Regions from separate parts of the Homo sapiens genome. Here region 1 is linked to region 2. A link is an interaction called in ENCODE POLR2A ChIA-PET data of the cell type or tissue named here. Cell type or tissue: HepG2. All regions are shown on one strand. Links, peaks and the distances in the headings refer to the core of each region. The heading gives the core; the rest is flanking DNA.

Region 1 (12,443 bases), core at 2,508-5,007, 81 kb after region 2:
CCTCCTCTGCCAGCGTGGGACCTCTGCTGCCCTCTCATCAGCCACTACTTTGCTCGTAGGTGGGCGTCTCTTTGGCAGCAGGAGGTGCTCGAGCTTGTCGGGGCCACCAGGTGCGGCCCCCATGGTGCTTAGGATGGTGGAGGCCATGTCCCAGCTCCAGGACGAGAAGACCCAGCTACAGGAGGAGCTGGTGGTCCTACAGGAGAGGCTGGCCCTCCGCGACAGTGACCAGCAGGCCACGTCCACCCAGCTGCAGAACCAGGTACCTGGGGAGGCTGGGATGGGCAGAGGCCACTGCCCACTATGGAGCAGGTCAGAGGACATCACCTGGGCACCTGACCCCACCAGGCTACTGGTGTAAGAGGAGATAGCTGGGGTCTCGTTTCCTGGAATACGCTGGAGGGTAGGGTGGTGAGAGTCAGAGGCCTCCCATCCTGGAGGATGCGCTTTTGAGATGCAGCATTTCTTTCAGCTTGCAGAGGCCTCCCATCCTGGTCCTCCTTGTGCCCCATCTCCTTGCGGTTACCAGGGGCCAGGACCTTCCCCACTAGGAGGTGACGTAGATGTGAGTGGAGCAGGAAGGTGCGGGGTGCTTCCCACCCTGAGTCCACCCCATCTTCGACGGTGCCCTGCACTGGGCAGCCTGAGCGGACAAAACTCATCAGATGGTCACCCCACAGGAGATTGGCATGACGTTTCTTGTTCTTTTGATTTCTCGTTAAAGGTGGATGCTAGTTTGAGTGCATGTTGGGGAAGGGATCTCTCAACCTCTGGAAGCCAGGGAGAGCCAGGGTTCATGCAGGTCAGCGTTGTCTCCTTCATTGGCTGGGCAGGACATTTGGGTACCATTGGCTCATGAGCTGCACGTCCCATGGGGCTGACCACCGGCCCTCTTCTGTGTGTGTGACTGCGTCACTTTCTTCTCCTTCTGCATCTCCATGTGGGCTCCCAGGCCTCTTTCCCCACTCTCATCCTCAGTGTCTGTCTCTGTGGCTGTATCTGAGCCTCGCCCACTTCCCCAAGGTCTCCAAGCCTGTCTGCCACATCATCCCCACTTCTGATCCAGTGCCCTGGCCTGGCTGTTGGGCCTCTGAGCTCTGGGCCCAGCACTCTGTTGACAGACTGGCCTTCAGGTAGAGCTAAGTTCTTTCTGTGTCCCATGAGCCAGCAAAGAGATGGCCTGGACATGCCGACGTCTGCCTGTTGCGCATCATGTGTGCTGTGACTTGTTCTCTCAGTTCTGGGGGCAGCATATTGTGCGCGTTTTTGAAATGCAGCATTTCTTCCAGCTTACAGGTGTGTCCTCTTCTCAAGAATGGCCTGGCCTGCCCACCTGCCCCTTGCTGAGTCGGGTGGGGCTCCTTGGGGCACCCCTCATGCTTTGTGTCTTCCTCTTACACACTTACCCCACAGCTTGACTATCTGGGCCTGCCTTCCCCACTAACTGGGGACTCCTCTAGGCTAGCCCTGTATCCTCTTGCCTGCTGCATGCCCGCCTGCTCCCTTGGGTATTTGTGCACGCCCCTTTTGTACTGGCACTGAGCTGGGCACGGGGGATACCCCAGTGGACAGCAGGCTCCCACCTGGTGGAGGCTCTGCCTGGGGGAAAACGGACATTTGCTTCACACACCCACAGAAAGTGGGAAGGGCTCACTGGGATGGGCACACACATGGCCTCGAGGGCTTGTCCCTGGGCGTCTTGAGCTGAGCTCTGGGACAGAGCAGAGGAAAGTGTACTCTGAGCTGAGGCCTAGCCAGTGCAAAAGGACTTGTGGTAGGAGAGGTGTGGCTCAAGCGCCTTGGGGGGTTGCAGGGGGTCCAGGGCCCACCCTGAAGGACACGTGTCTGGCCTCAGGCAAAGGCTGAGCAGCCCCTCTTCCTTCCCTGACCTTCCCCAGTTAGGCTTTTCAGACACTTCATTTTGCAAATAAGTGTTTTTTAAAGGGCTTTGTGGGCTGGGCGTGGTAGCTCACACCTGTAATCCCAGCATTTTGGGAAGCAGAGGTGAGTGGATCGCCTGAGGTCAGGAGTTCAAGACCAGCCTGGCCAACATAGTGAAACCCCGTCTCTACTAAAAATACAAAAATTAGCTGGGTGTGGTGGCGGGCGCCTGTAATCTTAACTACTTGGGAGGCTGAGGCAGGAGAATTGCTTGAACCCGGGAGGGAAAGGTTGCAGTGAGCTGAGATCACGCCACTGCACTCCAGCCTGGGCAACAAGAGTGAAACTCTGTCTCAAAAAAAAAAAAAAAAAGAAAAGAAAATGGGCTTTGTGGAGATATAATTCACATGCCATAAAATTCTCCCCTTGAAGGTGTACAATTCGGTGGTCGGTGGTAAGTATATTAAGGTGGCAATGCACCCATCACCAGTGTCTCATTGCCAAACGTCTTCATCACTCCAACAGGCCTATTGATGGTCACTCCCCATGCTCCTTGCCCCACAGCCCCTGGCAACCTTTAATCTGCTTTCTGTTTTTATGGATTTGTCTTTTCTGAACATTTCATAGAAGTGAAATCGTAGTATCTAACCTTTTGTGACTTTAAAGAGGTTTTTGAAAACACTTTTTCCTTTAATTAACAAAATCAACTTACTTTTTAAGAAGGGAAAGTGAGGAGGAAACATCCCAGCCTTTTTAGTTATTTGAGCCCCAGCTCTCTAGCCTCTCTTAGGAGAACCCCCGAGCTTACCCCACTCCCACAAGTGACTTAGGAATTCAGAATGGTTCCTGGTCTTTGTTCTCATTTTGTCCTTGAATGTTGTTTTTCTTTTTCTTTTTTGAGATGGAGTTTCGCTCTTGTTGCCCAGGCTGGAATGCAATGGCGCAATCTCGGCTCACTGCAATCTCCACCTCCCAGGTTCAATCGATTCTCCTACTTCAGCCTCCTGAGGAGCTAGGATTACAGGCATTCACTACCATGCCTGGCTAATTGTTTGTATTTTTCAGTAGAGACGGGGTTTCACCATGTTGTTCAGGCTGGTCTCGACCTCCTGACCTCAGGTGATCCACCCGCCTCAGCCTCCCAAGGTGCTGGGATTACAGGCGTGAGCCACCGCGCCCAGCCTGTCCTTGAACCTTCTGACTGCAGCTCTTTTCTGGAAATTTCTCAGGGGATGTATCTGAAGCTCCAGGTCTCTGAGATACTCTGGAGGGCCCGACCTTGTGGAGATGTGGCCAACCACATGGGCCTGGAGCTGGGTTCAAACCCTGACTTTGGCACTACTTATTAGCTGTGTGACCTTGGGACAGTTAATTACCACTCTGCAGGTCAGTTTCCTCATCTGTGAGATGGATGTAATAATAGGGTGTGATGAGATGATCCCTAGTGAGTCATTGGTGTTGCTGTGGCCACCACCATTGTTGTTACTGGGAGAGTTTTGGATTTGGAATCCCGTGAGCAGGATTCTATTCTGGCTGTGCCATGTGCCAGCTGGGCAGCTGTAGGAAGTCACTTCCTCTCTGAGCCTTCACTTCCCAGTCTCTAAACTGGGGCTCACAAATGTCGCATTGCAGTTTGGGGGTGGATCTGTTGTAAGAATGGACAGAAAAAAGATGGTCAACTGTAATGTGTGGTGCATCGTGAGCTGTCACTCCCGTGTGCCCTGGTCTCCTGCTGGCCTCACTGTGGTTTGACTCAGACTTGGACTTTCCTGGAATTCTGAACTTTGCCTCTCTAAGCAAAGCCCGCCAGGGGGTACACTCTGCCTTGTTTTCCATGGTGCCGTGTTTCCAGCCCTATCCACCACTGGCTTCTGATCGGCTGCTTTCTCACACTGCTGTTCCTGCAAGGCTGTGTGGCCCCATGGTTAAGGGTGAGGGTTCTGCAAGGGTCAGCCAGATGCGAGTTCCGGTCCTAGGTCCACCACTTACTGGTCAGGTGACCTCAAGTAAGTTGCCTAACCAAGGCTTAACCTCTTAGGAGCTCAGTTTTTCTTCCTGTAAAATGGGGATAATAATAGTACCTACCTCAGGGGAATAGGGGATGAAAAATGGTCTTATGAAATCCCCCTGCCCTACTGGCAAAGCCAACTCAGTTAACGGGGCTCCATTATCACTGTTGGGACCTGGGCTTGTGGGAGCTCAGGAGTCTTCTCAGACCTCCTCATTGCTGTGCCAGGTGGAGGAGGTGTTTGTATTTACTGAGAGCAGTTGGGCCAATGGCCCATAGTCCTTGAGCACCCAGCTGACCCAGGCCACAGAGGCTGCTCATCTTGGTCTGGTGACCACAGGAGGCTGTGGCTGTTGGGATGACCCTCCCCAGTGTTGTTAACAACAGTCCCAGGCCATGTCCTGCTGGCCTTGAGTTCCCCTGTCCTCTTGTGAATGTCCCTAGAGCCATGGCCTCAAGGTTCCTGAAGTTCCCAATAATGTGACATGCTGCCCAGACCTCACTACACTCCTTTTTTATTTTGAGGCAGGGTCTCACTCTGTCACCCAGGCTGGAGTGCAGGGGCGTGATCACAGCTCACTGTAGCCCCTGCCTCCCGGGCTCAAGCCATCCTCCCACCTAAGCCTCCTGAATAACTAGGACCACAGGTGTCCACCACACCTGGCCCACTTTTGTATTTTCTGTCCAGACGGAGTCTTGCTATATTGCCCAGGCACGTCTCAAACTCCTGGGCTCAAGAGATCTGACTGCCTCAGCCTCCCAAAGTGCTGGGATTACAGGCATGAGCCACTGTGACCGGCACTCACGGCACTCCCTACCTGCCCCCTGCACCTCAAGAGTGAACCTTAAAAAATTGTTTTCAGGCCAGGTGTGGTGGCTCACACCTGTAATCCCAGCACTTTGGGAGGCCGAGGTGGGCAGATCTTCTGAGGTCAGGAGTTCGAGACCAGCCTGGCCAACATGGTGAAACCCCGTCTCTACTAAAAATACAAAAATTAGCCGGGCATGGTGGTGCACACCTGTAAGTCCAGCTACTAGGGAGGCTGAGGCAGGAGAATTGCTTGAACCCGGGAGGTGGAGGTTGCAGTGAGCCAAGATTGCGCCACTGCACTCCAGCCTGGGTGACAGAGCAAGACTCTATCTCAAAAAAAAAAAAAAAAAAAAAAAAATTTGTCTTCAGAGACCACAGGCTGGAAAACTAGATCTTGCCCTCAAATGTGTCTTGTTTGGCTGCTGCCTTCTTCTTTTTTTTTTTTTTAAATCATTTTAAAAATAGACGTAACATAAAATTTACCATCTTAAGCATATATATATATTTTTTTTCTTGAGAGAGAATCTTGCTCTGTCACCCAGGCTGGAGTGAAGTGGCATGATCTCGGCTCACTGCAACCTCTGCCTCCTGAGTTCAAGGAATTCTCCCACTTCAGCCTCCTGAGTAGCTGGGACTACAGGTGCACACCACCACACCTGGCTAATTTTTGTATTTTTAGTAGAGATGGGGTTTCACCATGTTGGCCAGGCTGGTCTTAAATTCCTGACCTCAGGTGATCCACCTGCTTAAGCCTCCCAAAGTGCTGGGATTATTGGCGTGAGCCACCGCGCCCGGCTGATCTGAAGCATTTTTGAGAGTAACGTTCAGCAGCAGTACATTCTCATTGTGCAACAACCATCACCATCTGATACAGTTTGGCTCTGTGTCCCCACCCAAATTTCATCTCGAATTGTAATCCCCACATGTCAAGGGAGGGACCTGGTGAGAGGTGAACGGATCATGGGGTGGTTTCCTCCATGCAGTTCTTGTGATAGTGAGTTCTCATGAGGTCTGATGGTTTAAAAGTGGCAGTTTGCCCTTCATGTGCTCACTATCTCTCTCCTGCCGCCATAGAAGACATGCTTTGTGTCTCCTCCTCCTTCTGCCAGGATTGTAAGTTTCCTGAGGCCTCCCCAGCCATGTGGAACTGTGAGTCAATTAAACCTCTTTTATTTATCTATCTATTTATTTATTTATTTATTTATTTTTATTTTTTGAGATGGAGTCTCTGTCTCCCAGGCTGGAGTACAGTGGCACAATCTCAGCTCACTGCAACTTTCGCCTCCTGGGTTCAAGTGATTCTCCTGTCTCCGGCTCCCGCATAGCTGGGACTACAGGTGTACACCACCACACCCGGCTTTTGTATTTTTAGTAGAGACAGGGTTTCACCATGTTGGCCAGGCTGGTCTCAGACTCCTGACCTCAAGTGATCCACCTGCCTCGGCCTCCCAAAGTGCTGGGATTACCGGTGTGAGTCACCATGCCTGATGAAACCTCTTTTCTTTATAAATTACCCAGTCTCAGGTATTTCTTTATAGCAGTGTGAAAACTGACTAATACACCATCCATCTCCAGAACTCTTTTCATCTTCTGCTACTGAAATTTGGGCCTCATTAAAGAGTAACTCCTCATTCGCCATCTGTCTCCGTGGGTTTGACTGCTCATGTAAGTGGAATCATCCAATATTTGTCCTTCTGTGACTGGCTTATTTCACTTAGTATAATGTCCTCAAAGTTCATCTATGTAGCATGCATCAGAATTTTCTTCCTTTTTAAGGCTGAGTAATATTGCATTGTATGGATATACCACGTTTTGTTTGTTTTGTTTTTCCATTCATCCATCCATGGGCTGCTTCCACCTTTTGGTTACTGTGAATAATGCTGCTATAAACATGAGTGTACAAGTATCTCTTTGAACCCCTCCTTTAAATTATTTTGGGTATATACCCAGAAATGGAATTGCTGGATCATATGATAGTTCAATTTTTAATTTTTTGAGGAACCATCATACTGTTTTCCATAGTGGCCGCACCATTTTACATTCCCACTAACAGTGCACACGGGTTCCAGTTTCTCCATATCCTTATCAGCACTTGTTTTTCATTTTCTTTATTTATTTGTAGAGATGAGGTCTCGCTATGTTGCCCAGACTAGAGTGCAGTGGCCGTTCATGGTCATAGCTCACTGTAGCCTCTGAACTCCTGGCCTCAGGCAATCTTTGTGCCTCAGCCTCCTGGAGTAGCTGGGACTCGCTCCTGCTTATTTTCATTTTTGTAACAGCCATCCTAATAGGTGTGCAGTGGTATCTCATAGTGGTTTTGATTTGCATTTCCCTAATGCCAGTGATATTAAATATCTTTTCATGTGTGTTTTAGTTATTTGTATGTCTTCTCTGGAGAAATTGCTATTCAAGTTCTTTGCTCATTCTTAAATTGGGTTTGTTGTTGTTGAGTTATAGTTCTTTATATATCCAGGATAATAACTCCTTATCAGATAAATGATTTGCGAGTATTTTCCACGTGTTGCCTTTTCACTCTGTTGATAGTGTCCTTTGTTATACAAAAGTTTTTAATTTTGATAAAGTCTGACTTACCTATTTTTTCTTTTATTGCCTGTGCTTTTGGTGTTATATCCAAGAAGTCATTGCCAAATTTAATGTCATGACATTTTCTCCTCTATTTTCTTCTGAGAGTTTTATAGTTTTAGCTCTCACATTTAGGTCTTTGGGGTTTTTTGTTTTTTGTTTTGACACAAGATCTTGCTGTATTGCCCAGGCTGCAGTGTGGTGGTATAGTCATGGCTCACTGTGGCCTTGGCCTCCTGGGCTCAAGTGATCTGCCCGCCTCAGCCTCCCTAGTAGCTGGGACCACAGGCGTGTGCCACTGTGCCCAGCTAATTTTGGTTACTTGTTGTAGAGACAGGGTTTCCCTATGTTGCCCAGGCTGGTCTTGAACTCCTGGGCTCGAGCACTCCTCCTACCTTGGCCTCCCAAAGTGCTGGGATTACACCACGCCTGGCCCTCTTTGATCTATTTTGAGTTAATTTTTGTATATGGTATAAGGTAAGGATCCAACTCCATTCTTTTGCCTGTGGATATCCAGTTTTCTCAGCACCATTTGTTGAAAAGATTATCCTTTCCCACATTAAATGATCTTGGCAACCTTGTCAAAAATCATTTAACCATATATGCGAGGGTTTATTTCTGGACTCTGTATTCCATTCCATTGCTCTTTATGTCTGTTTTAATGTCAGTACCACACTGCTTTGATTGCTGTAGCTTTTTTTTTTTTAATTTTTTTTTTATTTGAGATGGAGTCTTGCTCTGCTGCCCAGGCGGGAGTGCAGTGGTGCAATCTCAGCTCACTGCGACCTCTGCCTCTCGGGTTCAAGCGATTCTCCTGCCTCAGCCTCCTGAGTAGCTGGGATTACAGGCGCCTGCCATGAGGCCCGGCTAATTTTTGTATTTTTAGTAGAGATGGGGTTTCGTCACGTTGGCCAGGGTGGCCTCAAACTTCTGACCTCAGGTGATCCGCCTGCCTCGGCCTCCCAAAGTGCTGGGATTACAGGCATGAGCCACCGCGCCTGGCCAATTGCTGTAGCTTTTTAGTGAGTTTTGAAATCAGGAAGTGTGAGACCTTCAGTCTTTCAAGACTGTTTTAGCTATGTGGTGTCCCTTGATATGGATTTTTCTATTTCTTTAGAAAATGTCATTGGGATTTTGTTAGGCATTGCATTGAATCTGTAGATCACTTTGGGTAGTACTGACACCTTATCAATATTAAATCTTCTAATCCATGAACATGGAATGTCTTTCCATTTATTGGTGTCATCTTTAATTTCTTTCACCAATATCTTGTAGTTTTTAGCATACAATATTTAACCTTTGTTAAGTTTATTCCTCGGTACTTTATTCTTTTTGATGCTATTGTAAATGGAATTATTTTCTTAATTTCCTTTTTGGATTGTTTATTGTTAGTTGTAGAAATGTAACCGATTTTTGTGTGTTCATTTTGTATCCTTCAACTTTGCTGAATTTATTAGTTCTAATTGCCCTGCTTTTAAAATCAAATTAATTCCAACATTCAAATCTTAATTAAATTCACATAAAACTCTAGACTTCCTTTTTGTCATAAAATATTGGAAGATGTGGCACCTCTGAGCTGACATTCCCACATGGCACCCACCGCTTGAGGTCTAGTGGCAGCTCCTGCCTTTGGTGGAGGTGACCATCCTTTAGCACGCTCCAGCCCCACCACCCTTTCTGTCTCTGCTTACCAACCTCATCCACAAGTTCTGCTCTGGCTGGCCCCTCATGCATTCAGCATTCTTCCTACAGGTACTTACTGAACACCTACTGTGTACCAGGCACTGTTCCAGGCACTGGGAGTACAGTGCTGAACACAACAGACAAAAATCCCTGCCTTCGCATATATCATCTCGTTTAATCCTCGAGACAGCTTCCATGAGGTAGCCTCATTATACAAATAAGGAAACTAAGAGACATAGAGAACTTAAGAGACTTGTCCAAGGTTACCCAGCAGGTAAGGGGATGTCTGGATTAGAACCTGGGCAGCCTGGCTTTAGAATTCGAATTGTCAGCTGCTATTACTGCCCATCAGTGGCGGAAGGACCCAGAGGTGAAGACTTGGCAACAGAGGCAGGGTGGCGTGGACAGGGGACAGATAGGCCTGGCCGGTGGTCATACAGCCAGGATCAGGCCTTCTGTGGGCTCCACAGGGTGTGCTCCCAGGGCCGCCCCGCTGGCCTCTGGGCTGAGTTTCCTTGAGGTTGTCTGGATCCCAGACCCTCTGGCCTTCCCAGCTCAGCAGCTTCAGCCTGGGAGAGCCCGCTTTTCCTCAGCAGACAGCTGATGATCGTTGACTGGGCTTGGTGGGAGGTAAGGAGGTAACCAGCAGGTTTTCTTTCTGTGATGGTAAGAGGCCGCCTTGGAAGCAGACAGCTGAGAAAACACAAAGACCTGGGCTGGCTGGCCCCACCCTTGGTCGAGCCGCTTCTGCCTGTGAAGTGTAAATGCAGGTGGTGTCAAGCCGGCAGACAGGCCCAGCTCCCTCTTCCCCTTGAGCAGGCAGGGTGACGCCCCCTGCAGCAGGCCCGTGATTCAGTTGCTCTGGCTGATGAGGAGCCTGGGCCCGGGAGGAGTGTCGCACAGCCCCAGCCTGGTCCGTCCTCAGCCCTGGATTGACGTCCATGCTGTCCTGGGACCGTTTCAGCCGCCTAGTGGGGAGTCTGCTTTCTCCTCCGTCCTGTGTCTTGGGCTCAGGCATGTGCCTGCTGCCCCTTTGTGGCCACAAGTATGTATCGGGCCCAGGGTGGCACTCGGGACCCTCCCCTGTTGGGCTTAGAGACATGGACGGCCCTTGCTGGCTGGAAGCTGCGGTGAGTGTGTGAAGGGCCCTCAGTCTTCCCTGAGGAAGGCCCTGCCTGCTCTTGGCTCTCACTGCTCCCAGGCCATCTTCCATCCGCTTTCCCCAGGTGCCTCCGTTTCTCTCTGACTTCTTGCCTGTTTTCCCTAACTCTGAGAGATTGCCTGCCTTCAAGTGCAGGAGAAAGCAGACATCTTCCCTACAAGCCCGAGACCTAGCCCCCAGTAGAGCTGGCCAACCACCTGCCACGGAGCAGGCCACTGGTGCCTTGGCCAGAGTGCTCGTGGTGCCAGTCTGCTGCGTCTCAGTCACATTCCCCCTGCTTTGCTGCCCTCAAGAAGCCAGAGATGACCTAGTGTCTGACACCTCTGAACAAAGGGGCCTTTAGAGCCCCTTCCTCAACTCCCTCACCATCCCCCATGCTCCCCAGCCTGCCCTGGTTGCGGTTGCGGCCACTTCCTTTTGGGTGCCCCTCTGAGATTCTGGACAGAGCCCAGGAGCCCCCAGGTTCCCATTGTGATGCAAGGACAGAACAGAACCCTGGGCCGCAGGCAGGTGGCTGGTGGGTATCCCGCCTCCCACCCCCAGCAAACACTGGCAAACCCCACTCTCCCTGCATCAGGGTCTGAGTGCCTGGCAGGGGCGGCAGTGGAGATGATCAAGGTTAGTGCGCCCAGCCCCATGCTGAGGCAGCAGCCTTTCTGGGGAGGGAGGGGGCGTGGAAGGAGACTTCAACCTTTTGAAGAGGAAGTCAGTTCACTTATGTCAGGGTAGGGAGAGTAGGAATTACGTATTCTTTGAGACTGAAAAATTACTGGCCGGGCGCAGGGGCTCACAACGGTAATCCCAGCACTTTGGGAGGCTGAGGCGGGAAGACTGCTTGAGGCCAGGAATTCAAGGCCAGCTTGGGCAAAATGGCAAGACCCTTCTATACATTAAAAAAAAAAAAAAAATTAGCCGGGCGTGATGGTATGTGCTTGTAGTCCCAGCTACTCGGGAGGCTGAGATGGGAGGATGGCTTGAGTCCAGGAGGTCTAGGCTGCAGTGAGCCTAGATCGAGGCACTGCACTCCAGCCTGGGTGACAGAGTGAGACCCTGTCTCAAAAAGAAAAAAAAAAATTACTGAAAAGCATAAAGATTTTGTCAACTATAATTCCACAGCCCAGAGACCCCCACTTTTTAGTGCTGTACACTTAATGGTTTTTCAGATGTTTCTTGGACTTAATATGTTGATGAGCCTTTCCCCATGACATTTAAAACTCCTGATAAACATGAATGTAATGATGACAGAATAGTCTATGTACTATATATACACATTGTAATTCACCTGCCCACTCCTCTAAGGGTGCTTATTCAGGGTATTCTCAATTTTAGGACGAAAGCAGAAAGGCTGCCTCATGCAAACTGTCCCTACTCCCACCCAGGGGCCAAAGGACTTGAGCCGTCCTCTCATCAGGCACTGAGCGGGCAGAGAAGTGGCACAAGCTCTGCCTCCCTGCCTGGCCCGTGGCCCAGCGTGTTGCTAGGAAGGAATGTGTTTGTGCAGGTGGCGGCAGAGCTGACCTCCAGGGGTCTGGCCCTTGGGTCACCTGCTTGTCCCCCAGGAGGCCTGGCTGGGCCCCCAGCCTTTCACCTGGGTCTTGCATCTTGGAATCCCCCTGCCCCACCAAGAGCAGGCAGTGCCAGCTCCCTGGCCTTTTCCTCAGAGGTGGGGGTGGATCCCTTGGTCCACTTCCTCCCTGACCACTCAGAGCTGGCCTAGCTGCTGTGAGTCAGCCGTTCTCTCCCACCCTGGGAGACAGGGACCTCCGAGGCCGAACACTACCTTGTTTGATGACACAGACTTGTTTGATGACATCTCAACCATGTAAAGTAGGGAGATTTTACACACACCCCCAAAATCCAAATGTCCGGCCTGTCTTAACTATGGCTGATGCATGCTGCTGAGTGCTAAGGGGGCGGACTCTAAGCCTCTATTTTTATTTTATTTTTTTTAGACAGCCTCGCTCTGTCACCCTGGGGTACAGTGATGCTATCATAGCTTACTGCAGCTTCAAACTCCTGGGCTCAGGTGATCTCCCACCTAACCCCCCGGATTACAGCTGGGATTATAAGCGTGCACTGGTGCACTCGGCTGAGTTTTGAAACTTTTTGTAGAGATGGGGTCTTGCTGTGTTGCTCAGGCTGGCCTAGGCCTCTCTTGAAAGATGAGAATTTTGGCGATGCTGGGTGTGCGTTCTCACCTCCTGTCGTCCGAGGAGAGTACGTGGTGGCCGCCTTCTTAAAGGGTTCTTGGGAGCCAAGCCCTGCACAGCCCCTCACCTGCCTTACCTGGCTGTCCCCTGTAATCAGTGGACGTT
Region 2 (12,443 bases), core at 3,815-6,314:
CCAAAGTTCACAACTTTAACTTTTAACTAGGGTTTCCATGTCTTTGTCTTATTAAAGCAAATTTTTTAAAAAGCAAAATGTTTTTATTTGAGGACTTTTTTTTTTCCTTCTCAAACAATTCTTATTGTAAGCCTTTCTCTCCAGGCAGAAAAAATAATGTTGTTTGTATTGACCTATACATTGACTTAAATGGTTAAGTAGCAGTTAAGCTGACAGGAATGAAAAATAGAAAAAAAAAAAAGTCTATCATATGAAGCACATTATTTGAACAAAAGAAATTATTTCTACTGCATTAAATAATCCAATTACCTGCTTTCATGTTACTTGCCTTCTTATTAACAAAACCCAAAATGAAATACTAGGCACATCTGGGAGGCACACAAAGCTCATAAAACAGAAGTGCTTGGACAACCAGGATAAGAGGTGACATTTTCTAGGCTGAGCCTTTGTTGGTGTGGTATCACCTCATCGAGTTGGCAGGTCCATTAATCAAGGGACACTAGCATCCAGCCAGCTGAAAAGATGGGCCTGAACTGCTGAGTATTCATTACAGGAAAAATAACTCTTATAAAAACCTCTAGGCAGAGAAGACTTATCAACAAAAAACGAGGTAATGACTACGGCATCTGTGGATGTACAGAATTTACAAATGGAATTTCAGGATGAAATGGGGAAGTGGCGGGGGCCGGGGGGGAAGGAGAGCACATTTACACTTCAATGAGTGTGAGTTCAGAAGGTAATTTTTCACATTAATGTAATATACTTTAAATCACGAGGCATGAAATGAATTGCAGGTGTTTTAAATTTGCCAAGGTTTTATTATGAAGCTGATGGCTTTGCGCTGGGCTAATGGATCATCTCCTGAAGTACTTTGGTTACCTATGTAAGCATTATTATAATTAAAAATTATTATTTGTTTAAAGTTTGTTTTTTGGCCAAGTGCGGTGGCTCATGCCTGTAATCCCAACACTTTGGGAAGCTAAGGCGGGCAGATTGCTTGAGCCCACAAGTTTGAGACCAGCCTGGGCAACACATACTGAGACTCCATCTCTACAAAACATACAAAAATTAGCCAGGCTTGTTGACACACGCCTGTAGTCCCAGCTACTCAGGAGGCTGAGCTAGGAGGATATCTTGAGCCCTTGAGCCTGGGAGGTGAAGGCTGTAGTGAGCTGCGATCACAAGACTACTCTCCAGCCTGCATAACAGAGTAAATCCCTGTCTCAAAAAAAAAAAAAAAAAAAAAAAAAAAAGTTTGTCTTTCAACTCTGTATGTTTGAAATGCTTTTGGATTTTTCAGATAAAATTGAGTTTATCCAAATGAAACGTATCATCCTTTATGTAACTGCATCAGCCATAAAAGAAATACGTCTGTAAGCTTACAGGTTGAGGCATATAGTTAATAGCAGGCAAAATAGAAAAATCAGGCACAGACCTGTCTCATGAGTCCATCACCCATAACTCCCTACATTCTTTTATGTTTGTTAGTGTCTGAAACGCACCTGCCCAGCGAGTCATCGTTTTCCTTCAAAGCAGTCTCCAAAACCCAACCATTGGATTCCAACTCCAGGCAAAAAAAACGCTGACTTGCTTTTTCCCTCTGCAGTTTCTTCCTTTTTCAAACACTTCTAGGTTATAAATGTGCCAAGAGGGAAGTCACCTGGAGGTGCTGTGTGTTATCAGACCTCGTTTTCCTTTTGTCATGTGCACATTCTTGTCAGTACAAGTGGCCTTATTTTGGGTTTGGAAAATATGGCACTGCAGTGAAATGGTCCAGTTTCAGATTTGTACTCTCTGTGTTCTTGGGGTTATGCAATAATCATTACTGTGTATATAATGTATCAGTCAATAAATGGTTACACAGGTTCCATTAGACTCCAAATGGATGAGTAAGAACAGGTTTATAAGGTAATGTACATGCAGACATAGGTTATTACGACTTGCAAATGTAATTATGCATTACAATGGAATCTCACTTTAGAAATGGCCTAAATGTAGGACTGATTTCACTTGCTCCCCACTCACAGGCCCTTATTTTATTATTATGATTATTTGAGATGGAGTCTTGCTCTGTCGCTCAGGCTGGAGTGCGATGGCATGATATTGGCTCGCTGCAACCTCTGCCTCCCGGGTTCAAGCAATTCTCCTGTCTCAGCCTCCTTAGTAGCTGGGACAACAGGCACGTGCCACCCATGCCCAGCTAATTTTTGTATTTTTAGTAGAGATGGGGTTTCATCATATTGGTCAGTCTGGTCTCGAACTCCTGACCTCAGGTGACCCACCCACCTCAGCCTCCCAAAGTGCTGGGATTACAGGCGTGAGCCACCGCACCCAGCCTATTTTATTATTATTATTTTGAGATAGTATCTTATTCTGTCACCCAGGCTGGAGTGCAATGGTGCAATCATAGCTCACTGCAGCCTCACCCTCCTGCGCTGAAGCGATCTTCCCACCTTAGCCTTCTGAGAAGCTGGAACTACAGGTGCACACCACCATGCCTGGCTAATTAAAAAAAAAATTATAGAAATGTGGTCTTGCTTTGTTGTCCAGGCTGGTCTCAAACTCCTGGCTTCAAGCGATCCTCCCACCTGAGCCTCTCAAAGTTCTGGGATTACAGGCGTGAGCCACCATAGCTGGCCTAAAGGCCCTTATTGCTCAAAGTATCTATAAAGTACCTACCCCTTTACATGTGTGCTTTGTCCAGAAGATGGTCTCAGGACAGCCCTGGGGACAGATTTTAGCAAAATCTCAACATAGTTTTCTGTTACTCAATGCTCAATTGTTTCTTTATCTTTTGTCATTTGTTCAGTCGATTTGTTTATTCTTGTTTTTTGGCAACTAGAAAGTCATTTAGCAAACAAATACTAGGTTAATAAAAATGTGTAGGTCAGTAGGTTTTAAAGAAAAGAATGTAGACACTAGTATTTTGTTATTGTTTCGCTGCTTCTCTCAGAATTATCCTTATTTCCTATAGTGTTAATTAGTCATATTTTGGTCTTATCACACTCCAATAAAGGTAAAGAGGTTGGGCTTGGGGCTCACACCTGTAATCCCAGTACTTTCGGAGGCCAAGGTGGGAGAATCACTTGAGCCCAGGAGTTCAAGACCAGCCTGGGCAAAAACATAGTGAGACCTCCCCGGCCCCAATCTCTACTGGAATTTTTTTTTTTGAGACAGAGTCTCGCTCTGTCACCCAGGCTGGAGTACAGTGGTGCGATCTCGGCTCACTGCAACCTCCATTTCCCGGGGTAAGATTCTCCTACCTCAGCCTCCTGAGTAGGTGGGATTACAGGCACGCACCACCATGCCCAGCTAATTTTTGTATTTTTAGTAGAGACGGGGTTTCACCATGCTGGCCAGGCTGGTCTCAAACTCCTGACCTTGTGATCCACCCACCTTGGCCTCCCAAAGTGCTGAGATTTACAGGCGTGAGCCACTGTGCCTAGCTGAAAAATTTAAAATTAGCTGGGCATGGTGGTACATCCCCGTAGTCCTTGCTACTCAGGAGGCTGAGGTGGGAGAATCGCCTGAGCCCAGGGATTCGAGGTTGCGGTGAGCCGTGATCATGCCACTGCACTCCAGCCTGGGCCACAGAGCAAGACCCTGTCTCAGATAAATAAATAAATAAATAAATAAATAAATAGTAAGGAAGAAACTTGAAAATACATATATATTCTTAATAAATACTTAATTTGTGGTTTTATTGAGTTATTGGAGTCCCATGCCATAGGCCCTTCAAAAGTACATGTCCTCCCAAGAAAAATATTTAATTACAGTAACAAGCAGTAAATTGATAAAAGAACAAGAGGGCCAGGGTACACAGGAATTGTTTTATTGCCTTTTCCATGTCTCAGGCATTCTATAATTGTCTACTTCATCCATGTTCTGAAGCTAATTATTTATTCCATCCCCAGGATAAAGTTAGGTCTCTTGGTTTAACTTTGTATTTGCAGGTTTGACCTAATTCCTTGCCGGCTCATAATATAATTAAAGTTGGCATTTCCTTCTCTTATCCGCCCTCCCCACTCCCCGGCTTTCCCTCCCCGCTGTGTGCCTGTTTATCACTAGATGGTGCTAAGACTTGGGTTATAGCTGCCAGAGACTCTGGGAAAGTTGTTCAGGAGCCAAGCAGGCTGGAATTTGAGAACTGGAAGATGCCTTCAGAGCTCATCCGGACAGCACTTTTGTTTTACAAATGAGGAAACAGAAACTCAGTGAAAATAAGTAATTTGTCAGAGACCCAGAGATCTCTCCCCTCCTTTTTTTTTTCTCTTTCTTATCTGTTAATAGCTTCCAGTGTTACCTCATCACCCAGGAAGGAGCACAGCTCAGAGAGCAACAAGGTCAGAGTTGCTTTGCAGAAAGCACTTTGGCAGCTGCATGGTACCATTCATTGATTCATTTATTCATTCCAAAAGCAGTTATTGGGTACCTACTTTTTGCTTTGCATAGTGCTAGACGTTGGGAATAAAAATCAGATGAGAATTCCTAGGATTCTAGGAATTCACATTCTCTTAGGAAATACAGAAATGCAAAAAAAAAAAAAAAAAAAAAAAAGAAAGAAAGAAAAAGAAAAACAAACAAACAAACAAAAAAAACAAAAATCACCCCCTAAATCAAAGATGCTATAATAGACGTGATTATAGGACACTCTGGTCACTTGGAGGAGTTTGCAGCCAGCTGCATTCATAATTCAAAGGGAAGATTTTGGTGAGCTAACATTGGAGGCTGAAGCGCATATCGGATCTTGTAGGCAGAGGAATGGGAGGGAGGGCAGTCCAGGCAGACAGCATCATGGGTGAAGGCTTGGAGAGCTGGTGAGGCTTGGTGGAGACAGCAGCTGATTGTGGCTGATGACCAAAGGGCAGGGTCAAAGGGGCAGGTGGTAATCTGGGAAGGAGGGGACGGACTTCATCCGAGGTGTCATGTTCAGGAATTTGTACTTTATCCTGAAGGCTACAGGACAACCCAGTAAAACGTATTGCTCGGAAAATGGCACAGATGGAGTTTCTTTTCAGGAAGAACACTCTGACAGCTGCATGGAAGCCCAGACACCAGGAAACCCTCAGATTGGAGGCTGGTGTCCCGGAGCAGTGCAAGGTAAGGGCCTGGCTGGGTTGGGGCAGTGGGAATGGGAGGAGGAGGCCTGTTGGAGAGAAATTTCAGAAGCAGGACTGACAACATCTTTTTGAAAAACAGTGATTGGGATTGTAGCTAATATTCTTAGAAGATGGTTACCACTCTGGTATTTGAATTACTTATAAAACATTGAAGGGATGAAATTTTAATTGAATACACATATTACTTGAATACAATTTTTGAAATTATTTTTAAAATACAACTTAATGGCAGTATAGTAATCCTCCCTTATCCACAGTTTTGCTTTCTGAGGTTTCAGTAACCCTCGGTCAACCAAGGTCCAAAAATATTAAATGGAAAATTCCAGAAATAAACAATTCATGAATTCTAAGTTGCACGATGTTCTAAGTAGCTTGATGAAATCTCAGCCAGGCAAGGTGGCTCACACCTATAATCCCAGCACTTTGAGAGGCTGAGGCGGGAGGATCACTTGAGCTCAAGAGTTTGAGACCAGCCTGGGAAAGACCCTGTCTGTACTAAAAAAAAAAAAAAAAAAGCCAGATGTAGTGGTAAGCACCTGTAGCCCCAGCTACTCAGGACAGAAAATTAAATAATAATAATAATAAGGACGTCAAAAAGCTCCCAGGGAGTAGCAGGTAAGCCCAGCTGCCAGAATTCGCTTCCAGAAGCTCATCCTTGTTCTTTGATGATCTATACATATGACTAGCCAGTACTTCCACTCCTTCAGCTTGAAAATATTTTACCTGTTGGAAAGATTATTATTATTACTATTATTATTTTGAGGCAGAGTTTCACTTTGTTGCCCAGGCTGGAGTGCAGTGGCACAATCTTGGCTCACTGCAAACTCCGCCTCCCAGGTTCAAGTGATTCTCGTGCCACAGCCTCCCAAGTAGCTGGGATTACAGGTGCACACCATCACGCCCGGCTAATTTTTGTATTTTTAGTAGAGACAGGGTTTTGTTAGGCTGGTCTTGAACTCCTGGCCTCAAGTGATCCACCAGCCTTGGCCTCCCAAAATGCTGGGATTACAGGTGTGAGCTACCGCGCCTGGCCTAGGAAAGATTATTTTGATCACATGGCTCCCTTTTGCCCTTCTGGCCCCCAGTACCATGGTGCAAATTGTTTTATGATCGACCCCTGGGAAAGTGGACGCTGGGTCCACGGTCCTTCCTGCCACCTGCAATACATCCTTGGGAACATCCAGACCAGCCATGTGCCCTGATCAGCTTTGTTTCATTTATGAGATTGATAATTAACAAATTAATTATCTAAGGTTGTGCAGTGAGAGAAGGAAAGACATTGAGATAGAAAGTTAATAGTGTCAGAGATGTCCTAACCAGAGTGACTCCATCTTGAATAAAGGCTGGGTAAAGCCAATCCTGCTGGGTAGCATTCCCCATTTCCAGGGGGTTGGTACTGTTGGTCACAAGATATTTATGGCTGAGGGGATGAGTTAATGATGCTAACTTACCAAATAAAGACCCAGAACTTATGGAAACGTCCCAATATTTCAAGAACAAAATGCATTCTTAGTTTAAGAATAGGTTTTGCTTTAAAGATAATAGTACACATATAAATTCTTGTGGAAATCAGTAGTAGCATAGGAAAATAACAATACTAATAGCCCGTCACAAGCTGATCAAAAGTCTTTGTAATGAAGTATGCTATTCTTAACAACCTATATAAGCAAGCACTATGTTTAAGGTGAGGCATTCTTGGCCAGGCATGGTGGCTCATGCCTGTAATCCCAGCACTTTGGGAGGCTGAGATGGATGGATCTCTTCAGCTCAGGAGTTGAAGACCAGCCTGGCCAACATGAAAAAACCCTGTCTTTACAAAAGATATAAAAATTAGCCAGGCGTGGTGGTATGTACCTCTAGCTCAGCTGCTTGGGAGGCTAAAGTGGAAGGATCAATGGAGCCTGGGAGGTTGAGACTATAGTAAGCCATGATAGTGCCACTGTACTCCAGCCTGGGTGACAGAGGGAGATATTGTATCTAAATAAATAAATAAATAAAAAGTTTAAAGTAGGGGCATTCCTCCTCTTGCTTTCTGAGGAAGCCCTACTCCGTAATAGTCTCTAACAAACTATCTTAACTTCGCTATACTCTGCAACTTGCCCTGAATTCTTTCCCAAGAAAGTGAGATCTAAGAGCCCACTCTTGGGGTCTGGGACAAGACCCATTTTCTGGTAACAGCAATGGTAATGAATGAACATATGTAAGTTAATTATCATTTGGATGTCCAGTTTGATTTTCTTATTTTAAATTTTTTTGAGACAGAGTTTCACTCCTGTTGCCCAGGCTGGAGTGCAATGCATGATCTTTGGCTCACTGCAACCTCCTCTTCCCAAGTTCAAGTGATTCTCCTGCCTTAGCCTCCTGAGTAGCTGGGATTACAGGCATGTGCCACCATGCCCAGCTAATTTTGTATTTTTAGTAGAGACGGGGTTTCACCATGTTGGTCAGGCTGGTCTTGAACTCCTGACTTCAGGTTATCCACCTGCTTCGGCCTCCCGAAGTGCTGGGATTACAGGCGTGAGCCAGAGCCCCAGTTTGATTTTCTAAATTGTACTCTGCCTTTATAGAATTTCCTAGGGAGGAATTAAGGGAGCTTCACCTGCCCCACTTGTTTTTATTTTATTTTATTTTATTTTATTTTATTTTATTTTATTTTATTTTATTTTATTTTATTTTATTTTATTTTTGAGACAGAGTCTCACTCTGTTGCCCAGGCTGGAGTGCAGTGGCACGATCTCAACTCTCTGTAACCTCTGCCTCCTGGGTTCAAGCCATCTTTCCTCCTCAGCCTCCTGAATAGCTGGGACTACAGGCATGCGCCACCACACCTGGCTAATTTTTGTATTTTTAGTAGAGACAAGGTTTCACCATGTTGGCCAGGCTGGTCTCAAACTCCTGCCCTCAAGTGGTCTGCCCGCCTCAGCCTCCCGAAGTGCTGGGATTACAAGTGAGTCACTGCACCCTGCCTTGATTTTATTTTAAATGTTTGTGGGGAATGTGGGGATGAAACTAACAGTTCCCTTTGTAGTGACCTACACAGTTGCCCTCCCACTGTAACTGGTGTATGACTTCGGCGGGTGTGGGAGGAGTGTTGCTTGTGGGAAATTTCTAAGGCTGATGTAGACAACATAATCTTAGGGTCTGTAGCAGCTCAGCAGGAATGAATGAGCCCCCTGCTGGAGTTTCTGAGAGCTTCGTGAAAACAGCTATAATTAGTATCTCCTTAGTGAGACTCTTTTGACGCTTTAACTAAAGTCATTCATTCCATTTTAACTGCATGAAGCAAGTGCTGGAGGAAGGAGGGTGAGGAACGTAGCCTTATCTTAAGTCTAGAAGTGGAAGCAGACAAAATACTCAAGCTGAGAATATAGATTAGTAAACTCCTTATTTTTGGTGTGTGTCTTTAGCGTAGACATTTCTGGAAAGGCTTGTGTCTCCTCTTTGTGATCAGGCACAATATTATCTTTGCTGCCCATCACAGTATAAAGTTGTAGAGTAGTAATGGCTTCAAGGAAATCTCTAATCCTCCAGAATAGAAACTGTTCAAATACTTTCTGAAATAAAGAGGTGGATATGGTCCTATGTATTATATTAAGATAAGAACAAGGTAAAGTAAAAGTGTCTGTTTGCCTTTTTTGTTATAAAACCAAAGAATACGTCACAGAATATTTTTCCATGCATTTGTCTGTCTTCATATACATAGCAATTAAATTTGTTTTGTGAATTCAATTATGTATTTTCTTTTCTTTTTTTTATTTTTTGAGACAGTCTTGCTCTGTTGCCCAGGTTGGAAAGCAGTGGTGTGATCTCAGCTCACTGCGGCATTGATTTCCCCAGTTCAAGCTATTCTCGTGCCTCAGCCTCCGGAGTAGCTGAGATTACAGGCACGTGCCACCACGCTCAGCTAATCTTTTTTGTACTTTTAGTAGAAACAGTGTTTTACCGTGTTGGCCAGGCTGGTCTTGACCTCCTGACCTCAAGTGATCCGTCCACCTCAGCCTCCCAAAGTGCTGGGATGACAGGTGTGAGCCACTGCACCCGGCCTCAATTATGTAAATTTAAATTTGTTAAGGGAGGGGATGGTTAAAAAAAAAGCTATGTTTGTGAATTGGTGAGATATAGAAAGTTAATGACATGCAATTATACACCTGGAGCAGAACTCCAGAGAAAGACAATGCTGGCTGTCATGATGTGCACTGACTGTCATGAGGTGCACTTTAATTTTCTATAAATGGTTCACGGACCTTATATTGGATATCTTTCTGCTATTACTGAAATGAGACAGGAAGGAAAAATCAAAACAAAACAAAAAGCAAAAATAAAACAAAAAACTAAAATTGGCTTCAGCTATTTCTGTGTTCCGGGGAAGGGAAGGCTTCTTCTCCTAGGGGCGAAGTGCTCTGCGCCCGGGAAGACATATAATGGACATTTGGATTGCAATGAGGCTCTGAGACTAAAAGAAGCTAAATTTCTTTGCTCATTCAGTATCAGGAAAGCTAAAAAAAGAAAGCTATTGCAGCACTATTCATAGTAGCAAAGACTTGGAAACAACCCAAATGCCCATCAATGATAGACTGGATAAAGAAAATGTGGGGCCAGGCGCGGTGGCTCACGCCTGTAATCCCAGCACTTTTGGAGGCCGAGGCAGGTGGATCACAAGGTCAGGAGATCGAGACCAGCCTGGCCAACGTGGTGAAACTCCATCTCTACTAAAAATACAAAAATTAGTCGGGTGGGGTGGCATGTGCCAGCTACTCGGGAGGCTGAGGCAGGAGAATCACTTGAACCCAGGAGGCGGAAGTTGCAGTGAGCCGAGATCGTGCCACTGCACTCCAGCCTGGGCGACAGAGAGAGACTCTGTCTCAAAAAAAAAAAAAAAAAAAAAAGAAAGAAAGAAAGAAAGAAAAGAAATAAAAAAAAAAAGAAAAAGAAAATGTGGCACATATACACCATGGAATACTATGTAGCCATAAAAAAGGATGAATTCATGTCCTTTGCAGGGACATGGATGAAGCTGGAAACCATCATTCTCAGCAAACTAACACAGGAACAGAAAACCAAACACTGAACATACTCACTCATAAGTGGGAGTTGAACAATGAGAACACATAGACACAGGGAGGGGAACGTCACACACTGGGGCATGTTAGGGGGTGGGAGGCTAGAGGAGGGATAGCATTAGGAGAAATACCTAATGGAGATGACGGGTTGATGGGTACAGCAAACCACCATGACACGTGTATACCTATGTAACAAACCTGCATGTTCTGCACATGTATCCCAGAATTTAAAGTATAATTAAAAAAAAAAAAAGAAAGGTTTTAGGGGGTTCTGGGAGACTTACGAAAGTCAGAAATGGGCTAAGAGTCTCAGGAGGCCAAGCTGAAGTCAGGGGCCCTGGAACAAGATTTGGAAACAGGCTGTGCTAAGGAAGAAGAAGCCAGTATCTAAGGTATGGCGATTCCTGACCTTCACGTTTACTCTTTCCTGAGAATGTTGGCAGAAACCAGAAGAATATATCCTTCTCTGAAGATCCTTGGAAGACACACAGCACACAGGGAGAGTGGGCCTGTGCTGCTCTGCCTTGGAATTAAAGCACTGCTGTATCTTTTGCAGGTGGATTTTGTGGTATGTGGTCAGTTGTAGGCATTACTAATAAATAGCAATCCATCAGATTCATTGGTATCGGGGTAATGCTGGGCTCACACAATTAGTTAGGAAGTGTTCTACTGGTGTTATATCTTCTTGAAATGTTTGGTAGAATTCACCAGTAAAACCATCTGGACCTAAGTTTTCTTTTCTGGAAGGATTTTAGCTATGAATTCAATTTCTTCTAACGGATATAGGACTATTTAGTCTGTCTATTTCTTCTTGGGTGGGTTTGGTAGTTTGTGGCTTTAAGGAATTGGTCCATTTCATCTAAATTGTCAAACTTATGTGCACAGAGTTGTTTGTAATATTTCCTTATTATCCTTTTAACATCTGTGAGGTCTTTATTATATACACACTTTCCTTCTGATATTGATAATTTCTGTCTTCCCTCTTTTTCTTTGTCAGTCTAGCTAGCAGTTTTAATTGATTGTTTCAAAGAACCAGCTTTTGGGTTTATTGGTTTTTCTCTATTCTTTTTACACTTTTCTTTTCTTTCTTTCTTTTTTTCTTTCTTCTTTCTTTTTCTTTCTTTTTTCCCTCCCTTCCTTCCTCCCTCCCTCCCTCCCTCCCTTCTTTCCTTCCTTCCTTCCTTTCTTTTTTTAGACACGGTCTCTGTCACCCAGGCTGGAATGCACTGCAACTTCCACCTCCCAGCTCAAGCGATCATCACACCTCACCCTCCTGAATAGCTGGGACCTCAGGGGTGTGCTGCCATGCCAGCTAATTTTTGTATTTTTTGGTAGAGCCAGGGTTTCACCATATTGCCTAGGGTGGTCTCAAACTCCTGAGCTGAAGCAATTCATCCATTCTGGCTTCCCAAAGTGCTGGGATTACAGGCATGAGCCACTGTGCCCAGCCTTTTTTTTTCTTTTTTTTTAAATTTAAATTTTAGTTATATACAGACAGGGTCTTGCTATGTTGCCCAGGCTGGTCTCAAATGCCTGGGCTCAAGTGATCCTCCCACCTCCACTTCCCAAAGTGCTGGGATTACTGGTGTGAGCCCCCTGCGTCCAGCCTTATTTCCATTACCATTTATTAATTTCTGCTCTTAATGTTTTGTTTTTTGTTGTTATTGTTAGTTTGTTTTTGTTTTTGGTTTTTTTTTTTTTTTGAGATGGAGTCTCACTCTGTCACCCAGGCTGGAGTGCAGTGGCATGATCTTGGCTCACTACAACCTCTGCCTCCCAGGTTCAAGCGATTCTTCTGCCTCAGCCTCCCTAGTAGCTGGGACTATAGGTGTGTGCCACCACGCTGAGCTAATTTTTGTATTTTTAGTAGAGACATGGTTTTGCCATGTTGGCCAGGCTGGTCTCGAACTCCTGACCTCAAGTGATCCACCTGCCTTGGTCTCCCACAGGGCTGAGATTACGGGCCTGAGCCACCACACCTGGCCAAGTTCTGCTCTTAATGTTATTATTTCTTTGCTTCTGCTTGCTTTGAATTTATTTTGTTCTTATGATAGTTTCTTAGGTTGGAAGCTTAGCTTTTTTTTCTCTGCTAAGATAAGCATTTGATGTTATAAATTTTCCACTAAGTACTTTTTACCTGAATCTCACAAATTTTTATATGTTGTACTTTTGCTTTCATTCAGTTTAAATATTTCCCAATTTCTATCCAAACTTTCACCTTTTTGGCTGGGTGCGGTGGCTCATGCCTGTAATTCCAACATTT

Evidence for each region. Peaks named below come from ENCODE experiments on the same cell type or tissue, not always from the same donor. Only the 100,000 strongest peaks of a DNase experiment are listed, where the experiment ranks them.
Region 1: POLR2A ChIA-PET joins it to region 2 with 16 read pairs; 18 of 35 experiments call an interaction of 5 or more read pairs at or near these places.

The regions. Positions count from the first base shown.
Region 1 is chr16:57,773,283-57,785,725 of GRCh38, reverse strand. The region is part of intron 3 of KIFC3 (kinesin family member C3); the gene reads left to right. Among named protein-coding and RNA genes, the nearest start is that of MIR6772, 7.2 kb to the right of the region's middle. RefSeq lists enhancers at 1-493, 786-1,387, 1,388-1,990, 9,349-9,927, 9,896-9,955 and 1 more. In HepG2, for the core only: a CTCF peak has its summit at 3,695 (motif pointing right); DNase peaks (open chromatin) are centred at 2,835 and 3,695.
Region 2 is chr16:57,855,386-57,867,828 of GRCh38, reverse strand. It overlaps a transcript of KIFC3 not described here. Among named protein-coding and RNA genes, the nearest start is that of KIFC3, 59 kb to the right of the region's middle. In HepG2, for the core only: a CTCF peak has its summit at 4,079 (motif pointing right); DNase peaks (open chromatin) are centred at 4,098 and 4,868; H3K4me3 peaks cover 1,850 bases.